3 separate regions of the Homo sapiens genome follow, and regions 2 and 3 are each linked to region 1. A link is a contact called in ENCODE Hi-C or POLR2A ChIA-PET data. All regions are on one chromosome and are shown on one strand. The core of a region is the stretch at or near the end of the contact, and the rest is flanking DNA. Distances in the headings are between cores, read along the strand shown.

The links. Hi-C counts contacts between places; a loop is a spot of excess contacts on that map. ChIA-PET counts read pairs that join two places held with the same protein, here RNA polymerase II (POLR2A). Pooled maps may share reads with other maps.
Region 2: a pooled map shows a loop between it and region 1 (3-fold over the local background). The contact joins two enhancer-like sites. A Hi-C loop is called at or near these places in 5 of 37 single-sample maps with no recorded cell type and 4 of 50 pooled maps. POLR2A ChIA-PET finds 5 or more read pairs at or near these places in 1 of 52 experiments (activated T-cell).
Region 3: a map with no recorded cell type shows a loop between it and region 1 (4-fold over the local background). The contact joins two enhancer-like sites. A Hi-C loop is called at or near these places in 10 of 37 single-sample maps with no recorded cell type and 9 of 50 pooled maps.

The regions. Positions count from the first base shown.
Region 1 is chr9:114,689,110-114,693,198 of GRCh38, forward strand. No RefSeq gene overlaps it. Among named protein-coding and RNA genes, the nearest start is that of TEX48, 9.0 kb to the left of the region's middle. RefSeq lists an enhancer at 1,463-2,662 and a silencer at 2,136-2,185. Within about 2 kb of position 2,047, at least 5 of the 41 ENCODE cell types and tissues checked have a DNase peak (open chromatin) inside an H3K27ac peak, as active enhancers do.
Region 2 is chr9:113,566,746-113,570,862 of GRCh38, forward strand. The region is part of intron 17 of RGS3 (regulator of G protein signaling 3); the gene reads left to right. Among named protein-coding and RNA genes, the nearest start is that of RGS3, 110 kb to the left of the region's middle. Within about 2 kb of position 2,331, at least 7 of the 41 ENCODE cell types and tissues checked have a DNase peak (open chromatin) inside an H3K27ac peak, as active enhancers do.
Region 3 is chr9:113,515,135-113,519,233 of GRCh38, forward strand. RGS3 (regulator of G protein signaling 3) reads left to right here. Exons shown (of 23, transcript NM_001394167.1): 14 at 2,407-2,490. Among named protein-coding and RNA genes, the nearest start is that of RGS3, 53 kb to the left of the region's middle. RefSeq lists enhancers at 2,101-2,350, 2,511-2,640, 3,042-3,331. Within about 2 kb of position 2,142, at least 10 of the 41 ENCODE cell types and tissues checked have a DNase peak (open chromatin) inside an H3K27ac peak, as active enhancers do.

The sequences.
Region 1 (4,089 bases), core at 797-3,296:
ATCCAGGCTACCACTGATGGACATTTAGGTTGATTCATGTTTTTGCTATTGCAAATAGTGCTTCAATGAACATAGATGTGCATGTGTCTTTATGATAGAATGATTTATGTTCCTTTGGGTATATACCCAGTGATGGGATTGCTGGGTTGAATGGTAGTTCTGTTTTTAGTTCTTTGAGGAATCACCACACTTTTCCATGATGGTTGAACGAATTTATTTCATTCCACCTTTGTTTTTGAACAAGAGCTCTAATCAATCAGAGATCTTGGGACATTTCCTAGGTGAAGACATTAGTGAAATATTTTCCTGCAGTGTGGGGCCCAGTCCCCTGATGAGAAGTGGGGAAATTTAAGGCCAAACATGGACATGACATTCTATAGCACTGGTTCACATCATGAAGGAATGACTCCCTTTTTAGTCCTTTCAATTACCTAAATTTAGCTGGATGCTACCCCCTCAGTAATGCCTCCAAACAGTTGCTGACCTCCCTCACAATAAAAAGAGAACAGCAGGCAGGCTCTGAGTCTTTGGCAGGTGATGGCATCAGGCTAGAAGTTAAGCTCATTGTTTTGTTTTTGTTATGTTTATTTTTGTGTTGATCTTTTCTATTTATGGTAGTGGTATGTACCTTTGTTTTAATGTAAAAGAATAATATGGTTTAAAGAAAAATATTAAGGAAATAAGAGTAGAGGTAATAGAGTCACAGTGATATGTGAATAAATGGGGTTTAGAAAACCTCTTTTGAGATACATCCTTGTGTTAGGGTTCTCCAAAAAACGGAACCACTAGGATCCTGCTTTCCTCTCTCTTTCTCTCTCTCTCCGTGTCTCTCTTGGTGTCTCTCTCTCGGTGTCTCTCTCTCGGTGTCTCTCTCTCTCTCGGTGTCTCTCTCTCTCTGTCTCTCTCTTTCAGTGTCTCTGTCTGTCTGTGTCTCTGTCTCTCTGTCTGTCTGTCTCTCTGTCTCTGTCTCTCTGTTTCTCTGTCTCTCTGTCTCTCTCTGTTTCTCTTTCTCTCTGTCTGTCTCTCTCTGTCTCTCTCCGTCTCTCTCTGTCTCTCTCCGTCTCTCTCCCTCCCTCTCCCTCCCCCTCCCTCCCCTCCCTCCCTCTTTCAGTCTCTCTCTCTCGACCTCTCTCTCTTTCTGTCTCCATCTATATGTATGTCTTATCATCTACAAGCTGGAAAGCCAATGGTGTACAATCCCGCGTTGAGTCCGAAGGCCTGAGGACTGTAAGTGCTGAGGGCAGGTGAAGGTGGATGTCCAAGTTAAGGCAGTCAGGCAGGGAGAAGTTGACTCCTCCCTTCCTCTGCCTTTTTGTTCTGTTCAGGCCTCCAACAGATTGGATGCTGCCCACCCCCATTGAGGAGGGCAAACCAGTTTACTTAGTCCACTGATTCAAAGGCTGATCTGTTCCAGACATACCCAGAAATAATGTTTAACCAGATAGCTGAACATTTCATGATCCTGTCAAGTTGACTTATACAATTAACTATCACAGCCATTGTATCCATGACCTATATACTAAAAGTTATGGGATGGTTTTTTGTTTCCCTCCTAAGAAGCTGTGGGAGGGCATCATTGTGGATGTAAACTCGTCACTTGTCCATGGTTTCTGAGCTGGAAATTTGGTTTATTCTTTCAAACTACTTCAGATTCTTGATTTCCAAGAATCCTAGCACCTAAGCTCTCTTCAAAGCCCCAAGGTGATTGTCACAAACAAAACCCTTCTGTGGCTCATACATAATTGATACTTATAAACCTTTTGGAAAAAAAATCATCCTCTGTAATGTAATTTCCCATTCTAAAAATAGGCTTGACTTTTGGATTTCTGCTTAATAAAAATATATTTTTCGATTACACTGGAGACAGAGAAAAAAATTTCCAGTATCAGTTTGAGGCTTGTGAGAAAATGGAGAGAAGACAAGTTTCACTGCTCTTGTTGAAGGCTTTGTATTAAAATTTTGCCACAGTGGCTGAGTTCTGAGTGTGGTGGGGCTGGGGAGGAAGGAAGAGTGAACACTGTCACCAGTCATTTAAGATGTCATTTATTACTCAGATCTGACCCCAAATGCGAAGGCTGCAGCAGGGAGATGAAGCTGGCATCGCTGTACACGTTTGTGGTTAAGGAGCGCATCTCTGAAATTCTATGGTTTCTCTGAGTAATCACTGAATCATCTCTTTATTACAGTGAAACTTCACAGTGCCATTATTTGCTGTGGAGCGAAGCTAGAGAGCATCACTCTGAGGCTTCTTGGGCAGCATTGGAAAGGGCTTAGGTTCCGAAGAGGTGGTGCCCGTCCCTTTCTAAGGCTCTCTCCCCCAATAGATGGCCCAAGGAACAGTGTTACAGTGCAGGTCATCTCTCAGGAGCACTTGGTGGGCATTCCTCTTGGTGCTGTGTTTTGTGCTTCCCTTTTGGAAGAGAAGGAGGAAGGAGCCGCCGCAGTGTAGGGCAGCATGTGATTCAGAGTCAATATGGCTTCCCTTTCCTTCCACACATGCTTTCTTGTCACCAAGTCATCTGGAATGTCCATGGCCAAACATACTACCCACCCCTAGTTGGATTCAGACTTCTGCCTTTCCCATGCAGGGCAAATCACTTTCCTTCTCTGAGTCTCATTTGCTCATCTTTAAAATGACACCCACAATTCCCACCTTGCTCAGGGCAAAAAGAGCTGGCATGTATGAAGTTACATTTTGAACTGCATGGTGTGCTGTATCTTGGAAAGACTTCTGTGCCTTCCCCGATGACACACTGTGCTGTCTTTCGGTAGCCACCCACCTCTCTATGCTTTTGTGCTCATGAAGCTCAAAAGCTTCTTCATGATGATTCTATACTGAGCCTTATAACTGATTTCAAGACAGTGTGCTAATTTTCAGAGATATGGAAGAAATTTTTTTTTTCTTTTGTTTGTTTTGAGACAGGGTATTGCTCAGTTGCCTAGGCTGAAGTGCAGTGGCACTATTATGGCTCACTGCAGTCTCTTCTTCCCTGGCTCAAGTGGTCCTCCCACCTCAGCCTCCTGGGTAGCTGGAACTAAAGGCATGCACCAGCACACTGGGCTAATTTTTTCTATTTTTTGTAGAGGTGGAGTCTCACTATGGTGCCTAGGCTGGTCTCTAACTCTGGGACTCAAGCAATTCTCCCACCTCAGCCTCCCAAAGTGCTGGGATTATAGGCTTGAGCTGCTGCGCTTGGCCAGAGGAGATTATTTCTTAAGATTGTTCTGATGAAACCCTAAAAAGTGAAATCAACATTCTCAGAAACCAATAAAATAAGACAAATCTTCTGGCTTTGGCAGGGATGTGGGAAACTTACAGGAAAAATTATGGGTTTGCCAATGAAAATCATCTAGACACTGTGGGTTAAGGAATCTGTGGGACCACCTTGCCCAAATATATGCAGGAATCATTTTATTGATTGATTGATTGATTGATTTTTGAGCCTGAGTCTCCTGTCGCCCAGACTGAAGCTCAGTGATGTTATCTTGGCTCACTGCAACCTCCACCCTTGGGGTTCAAGTGATTCTACTGCCTCAGCCTCCTGAGTAGCTGGGATTACAGGTGCCTGCCACCACGTCTGGCTACTTTTTGTATTTTTAGTAGAGACAGGGTTTCACCATGTTGTTCAGGCTGGTCTCAAACTCCTGACCTCAAGAGATCCGCCCGTTCGGCCTCCCAAACTGCTGGGATTACAGGCGTTAGCCACTGTGCCTGACTGGCAGAAATCATTTTAAGGAAAGTAAGCATAATAGTAACATTTGTGACATTAACTATGTGTAAGACACTGTGCCAAGTGCTTTGCTGTGGAGACAACTATCTAAGATGAAATCCCAGCTCACCGTATGTTAGCTGTGTGACCTTAGATGACTTATGTGGCTTCTCTGAGCTTCAGTGTCCATGCCTGTAAGTGGCATGGTAATGCCTAATGGCTTTTTGAGGATGCATTGAAACATTGAACTCAAAGTTTTAAGCACAGAGTAAACACTCAATACCTAATGTTGCTGTTTTGTTGTTATAATTCATGCATTTCTTACAAAATTCAGGACAGTCGTGAATTTTGTGGCAGATAGAGCATTCTGAGGGCCCTG
Region 2 (4,117 bases), core at 1,081-3,580, 1.1 Mb before region 1:
CCTTCTGGCTGGGTGGCTATCTGGCGTCCTCTCCCAGTGCTAGAGTGGGTACATCTCCTCAAGGGAAGGAGCCGCAGAGGCTGCCCTGCTGGTGCCTGTGGGATCCCAGCCAGGGCACTGCAGGCATAGTCAAAGTTTCCACCAAGGCCCCTTGAGTCCTCTGTGCCCAGCCAAGGGGCACCTCCCCTCTTCCCCAGCCCTAGCACATGGTGTGGCTTAGCCTAGGGCAGGCCCTTCAGGGAGCCGAGTTCCACAACAGGGCTCACTGCAAGCCCAGACTGGCTTCTGAGAAGCAGGCAGATTGTGAGGATGAGGCAGTTGAGGCAAGTGACCACTCCTCGTGAGAAGTCTCCAGGGCTTTGAGCCAGAAATTGTTGATGGGACTTCTGATTATAAGTATGTGGTATCAGTGAAATCATTGCACTTCCAGGCTTCCTTGCCTTTGCAAATGCTGTTCCAGCTGCCTGGAAACCCCTCCCCTCCCCTCCCCTCCCCTCCCCCTCCATGTCTTATTTTATCCAAACTTCCACAACTAGAGCAAATACTCCAGCCAGAATGAGTCTGTCCATTGGTGGTGGCACCCATGGATATTGCTTTGTGTCCTATGTATGCAGAATCTGGGCCTTATTCATTCCTTAGTCGCAAGGACCTGGCCAGGGGCCTGGGGCATGGTTGGAGAGGGGCGTTGCATTGTCCTGGCTAGGGCAGGTTTTCTTTGAGGACAAACAGTGACATGCAAGTCAGCTGTGTCCGCCCATCTCCTAGCTCTGTGCCTGGCATAGAGGGCCTGTCGGGGAGCCCCTTTAGGAGAGGCCTAGGCTCTGAATGTCAAAGTTGCATCCATAGGGCCAAGGGATGGGGCTGGGTTTGATAGGAGGTGAGGCGGGGAGAATTTTGGCTTCATCCTGGCGGAGACCATAGGGAGAATCCACTCAGGGGTCATGCTGGGCTAGGTGGAATTCACAGCATAGCCTGGGCCATGGAGGGTGGAGGGGATAGCCCTGGCTTGTTGAAATGCAATGCTGAAGGACCTTTGCACAGACTACAGGGGATTGGAGCTCAGCTCCCTGGACCCTCTTGGGATGGTGCCAACCAGAGTAGGTCTGGGGTTATTGATCCTCAAGCCAGTGGTCTGTGTGGCTCCCTCAGAAGAGGCACAGCTGAAGAGAGAGTGCCTATCCCCAGCTGGGTCCCTGGGGGCCTTGAGAGCTGCTTCCCATTGGCCTCTTAAGGCCCTGGAGATGGCAGTCTCTTTGCCTTCTATTAGGTTGGTGTAAAAGCAACTGCGGTTTTTGCCATTAAGAGTAATGTAAAACCGCAATTACTTTTGCACCAAACTATAGATAGATAGATAGAGAACTGAGGCAGGAGAGGAAGGACACTTGCCTGAGGTGACATGCGACTCAGCAGGAAATCAGGGACAAGAACTCAGGTTCCCCTGCCCAGGCCTCTCTGTACTGCACCAACTGGATGTCTCAGAGTATCCAGGTTTCATCTTGGGGCTCTCTTTCTGGACTCACCAGTGACATGTCCCTTTTGGACCTTCGGGCTCACTGACTAGAGCCCTGCTATCCTCTGGGAAAAGCAGCATGTGCAATAGACAAAGCCCCTTGGTCGGTGGGCTGGAGACTGCGGCACCTTCTCGTCCCTTCTTACTGATGATTTCAGGCAAATATGCCTTGTTTCTCACCTCAGTTTCTCCTTTGTAGCAACTAGGGACTGGACCAAGTACTGCCAGGTGCCTTCCAAATATCCAGTTCTCTGATTCTTTGCAGGCCGTCTCCTCTTCCTGGCTTCCAAAAGTCAATGGTCAGGGCCAGGGCTTGGTGCAGCAGAGAAGCAGCCCCCAGCCTGTTCCCCAGGCGCCTCTGGGCAGGAGCCTTCGCATGCAAGCTGCAGCCCAAGCCGAAGCTGGGAGGTTTGTTGTTGTTTGTGGAGCCAGGCAGTTTCCAAGATGTCATTGCTTAGGGAAAACCATCATTCCTCCCAGGAATAAACAAGGCTGCTTATGGCTCAGCCCCCTAAGCCTGGAGAAGCTGGAGCCACTCACAGCAGACCAGCCAGGCTCAGCCTCAGGGAGTGCTGCCTGCCCCTGCACAACCAGCTGTACCCTGGCTTCCAGGATTGGAGTGGGGATGGGGGCAGGATGGTGGGAGGTGTGCTAGAGCCATAAGCCTCTTGGGAGATCAGAGCTTCCGGGCACAGATGAGAGGGAAGAGGGTCCCAGGACATGCTCTTCCTTCTGGCAGTGGGCCTAAGTCATCACTCGAGATGTGTGGATAGCTGCCAGGTATGCTCCAGATGGCCCAGGGCTTCTCCCCTCTCCCTGCCCTCCATGGGCCAGCCCGCTTGCACCTGGTACCGTGGCTCAGGCTGCTGCCGGAGAACTGTCAGCGGCTCCCAACTTAGAAAGGGGGGTGTGTATTTGGAACTGGGCATGCTTTTCGCCACATAGCCAGGGCTCTCTGTGGTGTCCTCAGTTACCTCTTACTGGGGTTAGCCTTGGGCAAATAGCAGAGCTCGGGGACTCAGGGAAGGGTGGCAGAGGGTAAGGGAACAAGGAGAGAGGCAGAGAAAGGTCTTGGCAGTGCCTCTGGGGACCACATGGCTGGCAGGAACCTTGACAGCAGGCCGAAGGCAGCCAGGAGAAGGACTGTGGAATGGGAGGTGGCATGGCTATGCCACCCCTCAAGTCAAGGGTTGGAAGCAATGTTCAGCCAGGCCATGAAATCTTCACTTCTCAGACCTCACTTCCTGCAGTTCCCAGTTGATTCAAATAGCAGCAGCTCTGTACTGTCCTCTCTGCCTGTCTCCCTTCCGTGTCTTTCCTTCTTTCCTTCCTTCCTTCCTTCCTTCCTTCCTTCCTTCCTTCCTTCCTTCCTTCCTTCCTTCCTTCCCTCCTTCCTTCCATGTGTGTTAAGCACCTACTGTGTGCCATGTACTTACAAATTACTAGTGGCATAGATCTAAAAGGCCCAATCTTTAATCTAGTGCCAGGATGTTCAGGTAATGGACAGTAACAACACAGCTTTAATGGAGAGGCATGGGGTGGGGAGGGGGGTGCTGTGGGACTCCCCAGGGAAGCACTCAGTTCAGCCTGGGAGCCTCAGCAAAGCTTCCTACAAGAGGTGAAGCTGCATGTGATTGTACAGATGCTTGCCCATTGAAGAGCAGGTCTCCATCCCAGTCTATCCACCCCTCAGAGGTGTAGACATGTTTCCCGCCTATCCATGGAAATTGCTTTTGTGTGTCCAGCCACATGCTCCTCCTTGTCTAGGGAGGTTGTATAGGAATATGGGCTCTGGACTTGAGGGAAGGATCTCTCCTACCTTACAGTCTTGTGCTCTTGGACAAGAATGGAGCTTCTCCTGCCTTCATGTCCTCAAGCAGTGGTCTAGCCTCCTCGAGTTAAATGAGATAATAGCTGTAAAGCACTTAGACATGTTTCATGTGAATGGATTCTGTGTCCTGATAGCAGTGGGAGTGCCACTAGCGCCCATCTCATAGGTGGCTGTTATTAAATGCAGCGATGTAGGTGAGGTGCTTGGCGTGGATCTGACACTGAGCAGGCATTCAGGAGGCAGCGCGGCAGCGTTTTGCTGGAGGGAAACAGTTGGAATGCGCAATCAGAGATGTGTACAAAGCAAGGAGCTCACCGAGAAGCAGTGAGCCTCAGCCCAGGGAGCAGAAGAGGAGACACTGGGATGAGGGGTTTTATTTGTTTTTAAAATAAACCTTTTAAATTGAAGTGCAGCATACTTCCAGAAAAATTAGAAGAATACAGCCAATGAATTTTCCACAAAGCGTACCCCCATCCAGGTCAAGAAATAGAACATTCTGGTACCCTAGGAATCCCCACAAATAACCCTCTTTTAGTTACTATGACCTCAAAGGTAACCCCGTCCTGACTTCTTTTTTTTTTTGAGGCAGAGTCTCGCTCTGTTGCCCAGGCTGGGGTGCAGTGCACTGCAACCTCCATCTCCCAGGTTCAAGTGATTCTCCTGCCTCAGCCTCCTGAGTAGCTGGGATTACCGGCGCGTGCCACCATGCCCGGCTAATTTTTGTATTTTTAGTAGAGACAGGTTTCACTATGTTGGCCTGGCTGGTCTCGAACTCC
Region 3 (4,099 bases), core at 892-3,391, 1.2 Mb before region 1:
AACGTCAAACAAAGTGCTTGAAGAAAGATAATGAAACAAACAGCAAGCTGGGCCTGAAATCCCAGCTACTTGGGAGGCTGAGATGGAAGGATCGTTTGAGGCCAGGAGTTCGAGGTTACAATGAGCTGTGATCATAACCCTGCACTCCAGCCTCTTCTTCTTCCCCCTTTTCCTCCCCATTTATCTCTCCTTCTCTTTAAAAATAACCTTTATTGGGCCAGGTGTGGTGGCTCACGCCTGTAATCCCAGCACTTTGGGAGGCCTAGGTGGTGGATCACTTGAGGTCAGGAGTTCAAGACCAGCCTGGTCAAGATAAAAACCCCATCTCTACTAAAAATACAAAAAAATTAGCTGGGTGCGGTGGCAGGCGCCTGTAATCCCAGCTATTCGGGAGGCTGAGGCAGGAGAATCGCTTGAACCTGGGGGGTGGAGGTTGCAGTGAGCCGAGATCACACCACTGCACTCCAGCCTGGGAGACAGAGTGAGACTCTGTCTCAAAAAAAAAAGAAACAAAACAAAAACCTAAAAATCTTTATTTATTCCATCACCCAGATATGATAGTGTGAACATTTCAGCATCTTTTCTGTGTGCATATGCACATTAAAAAACAGACCTTATTCTATATTTTATATCATGTTGCCTTTTTAAAAGGAAAATTGTAGCATGAACCTTTCCCACACCACTAAATGCTCTGTGTTTTACGGTGGTTGCCCACTCTTCTTTTATATGGGTATACTGTATTTATTTAACCAGTTCTGTATTCAGATACTTCTGTCTACTCTTTTGCTATTGTAAATAACCCTGTGATGAAAATCCTTGCGCATGGATTGCCTCTCTGATTATTTTCCTTGGGAGAGATTGCTGAAAGGGAAATGACTGGGTCATGGGTCATAAACATTTTAAAGGCTCTTTACACATATTGACAAATTGCTTTGCAGGAAGATTCTAATGGTTTATCGTCTTATCAGCAGCATAGACATGACTTGGCCCCACGGGCTTCATTTCTGCCTGTGCCTCTCTGGTCTCCCTGGCATCCCAGTCTGAGCCTGTCACTGTCCAGTAGGCACACTTTGTTAGGATGCAACACATCTCTGGGAGCTCACACGCCTCCCCTTAGACAGCTCTGTCAGCAGGGCCTGGCCTTAGCCTTTCTGTGGGTCTCTTCTCTTTCTTAGCATGTGACACAAAGTTCTTGGCATCTACAATGTCTAATTTTCTTTCTTTTTCTTTTTTTTTTTTTGAGATGGAGTTTCACTCTTTTTGCCCAGGCCGGAGTGCAAGGGTGCGATCTCGGCTCACTGCAACCTCCACCTCCCAGGTTCAAGCAATTCTCCTGCCTTAGCCTCCCAAGTAGCTGGGATTACAGGTGCCCACGACCATGCCTGGCTAGTTTTTTGTATTTTTAGTAGAGACGGGGTTTTACCATGTTGGCCAGGCTGGTCTCGAACTCCTGACCTCAGGTGATCCACCCGCCTCGGCCTTCCAAAGTGCTGGGATTACAGGCATGAGCCACCACATGCGGCCTGTGTCTAATTTTCATGTTCATTTTAATATTTGTATAAGAAACTACTTCTATTTAAGAGACAGTCTCTCGCTGTGTCCCCCAGGCTGGAGTGCAGTGGTATGATCACAGCTCACTGTAACCTCAAGCTCCTGGCCTCAAATGATCCTTCCACCTCAGCCTCCCAAGTAGCTGGGATTTCAGGTCCAGCTTGCTATTTGTTTCATGATCTTTCTTTAAGCACCTTGCTTGATGTCATGTACTTAGAAGCCATATTAGAAATATACAGTCATAAGGACAAGTCCTGCTGGGTAATCCAGAGCTTAGGGAGCTTCCTCTGGGCTGGGCTGGGCAAGGTGAGGGAGTAGGGTGAGAGGTTTGGGTGATAATTGACCCTTGGGGGATTGCCTGAGAAGGAGACAGTTCAAGTGTGCTATGAGTGCAGAGCAGGGACTGGCCTGGCTTTGAAGGGACTCAAGTGACCAAATCTCTTGGCATGTGGCTCTCAGGATGCCTCTTGGTCCTGTGAGGCATGAACAGGATAGATGGGGGATGGCGGGGGCTGGGAGGGCCCAGGAGCCCAGTGCAGTGGGGGGTGAGAGCTGGGGCTGAGGACTGCAGAGGGCCTAAGCCTGTGGTTAGACTTCCTGTCAATGAGTGTAGCTCTCACGGTGAGGGTTGATGGGGAAGGTGGCAGCAACAGTTCCACAGGACAGCAGCGTCTCTCTTTCTGTTTCCATCTTATGTATGAGGGGGTGTGTGGGTTCTCGGGTCGGTGGCGGGCTGACAGTCTTCTCTGGGTCAGAGGGTTCTCTGTGGCTGGCTTTGACAAGCTGCTGCTTCCTCCCCCCGGGTCCTCACCCAGCCTCTTTTTGAACTGCCCACTCAGCCTGCTTTATTTCCAGCCTCTAGATCTCTGTAATCCTGCCCGGACCCTCCTGCTGTCAGAGGAGCTGCTGCTGTATGAAGGGAGGAACAAGGCTGCCGAGGTAAGACTTTCACCTGCATTTTTTAGGGGGCTTTCTGGGTGGGCTTCATTGGCATTCTCCAGGCCCCTCACTTTGGTCTCTTCCTGAGTATCTTAGAATTGTACATTCTCAGGGTAGGGGAGACCTGAGAAGGACCCCGCCACTCTCCCTAGCAAAGGCTACCCAGCTTTTTCTTGTACATCTCCTTTCAAAAGCTGTCGAATCCTTCTTTGATGGTTAGAAAGTTTCCCCAGCCCCTAAAGACACCCCATTGTTTATCCCACCTTCCTCTCAGGAGCAGAAGAGATGGCAATTTACCCTGGCTGTGGGGAGTGACTTTGGTGGCAGGAAGAGTAAAGCTATTAGCCAAAGTGAATTTTTAGACCAGCATCAGTTTACCTGAGTTTTCTGGGCCTGTTTTAACCCAAATCCCATGTCCTCTTCTGAGAGACGAGTCTATGATTTCGCCTGGGTTGTAGCTCTGCCTGTGGGGTGCTGACATGGGACCTGTGTCACCCTTCCTGGGAGCTGGCCTGGGATGCTTTTCTCTAATTGGGAGAACTTCATTCATCTACACAACCCCAGAGCTGGTCAGTTCAGTCTCTGAGCTTAAACTACTTGGGTACAGAAGTTGGAGCCCTGGGCTCTGCCCTGGCTACCTGGGGCCATGGGGTGAGGGTAGCAGGCTCTTTGCAGATCAGGCCCCAATGTAGAGCTGCCTTGGCTGAGTCGAGTGGCAGCTTGGGGTAGTGGAAAGATCAGGAAACTTGGAGACAGGAAGTTTGTATCGAGACCCAGGTCTGCTGCTGGCTCACATGTGATTTCTTCCTTCTTCCTCAGTCTTTCCATCTGAGCAGTAGGTATGTGTGTATTTGAGGCAGTAAGGGCAGGGTCAGAGGTTGGTCTGTAAGGACGCTTTAAACCTCAGCCTTCTGGGACACTATGTGTGACTGTGGCTGAAGCAGGAGGTTGGTTTGTTTTTTAAGTAAGCAGACTGGACTGGAACTCATCTATTCCAAATGTACATTATCTTTTTCAAGGGAGTGCCCTGGGGGACTGCATGCTCCCTTCCACCGCTCGCTGTTGCCTACTGTATTTCTGGACCTCCTCTTTTCCGAACCTCCTCTTGGGAACTTTGCAAACTTTGGGAACTTAACAATCTTTGCATATCTTCTGAATTGTCTCAGTGGGAGTAAAACTTCATCTGTTGGGAGGGATTTAAGTTTTAGGGATGAGAAGTCACTTAGAGCTATGTTTGGTGAATGAGAGTGTGGTGGACCTAAGTCTGGCATCCAAGGGTCAGAAATTGAGGTGTGGCCATAAATTCACAGACTCATAAGAAGCCAGTTAGAGATGGCAGCCACCCTGAAACATATACATAAGTCTAAATTCACTCTTCTGTTTGTCCACTTACCCTTGAATCTGCAAACATTGAGCACTTATTGTGTATCCTCATTGTGTATGCATTTTACATACTTGACCCCAATTAGCTCTTGCAGCACCCCCATGAAAGGCACGATTGTCCCCACTCTGTAGTTAAGGCAACTGAGGCTCCAGTGAGATTCACTGGGACCCAAGAGTCTCCAGGCTGGTAAGGAATGGAGCCGGGTCATTTCTGGCTCAGTGATGC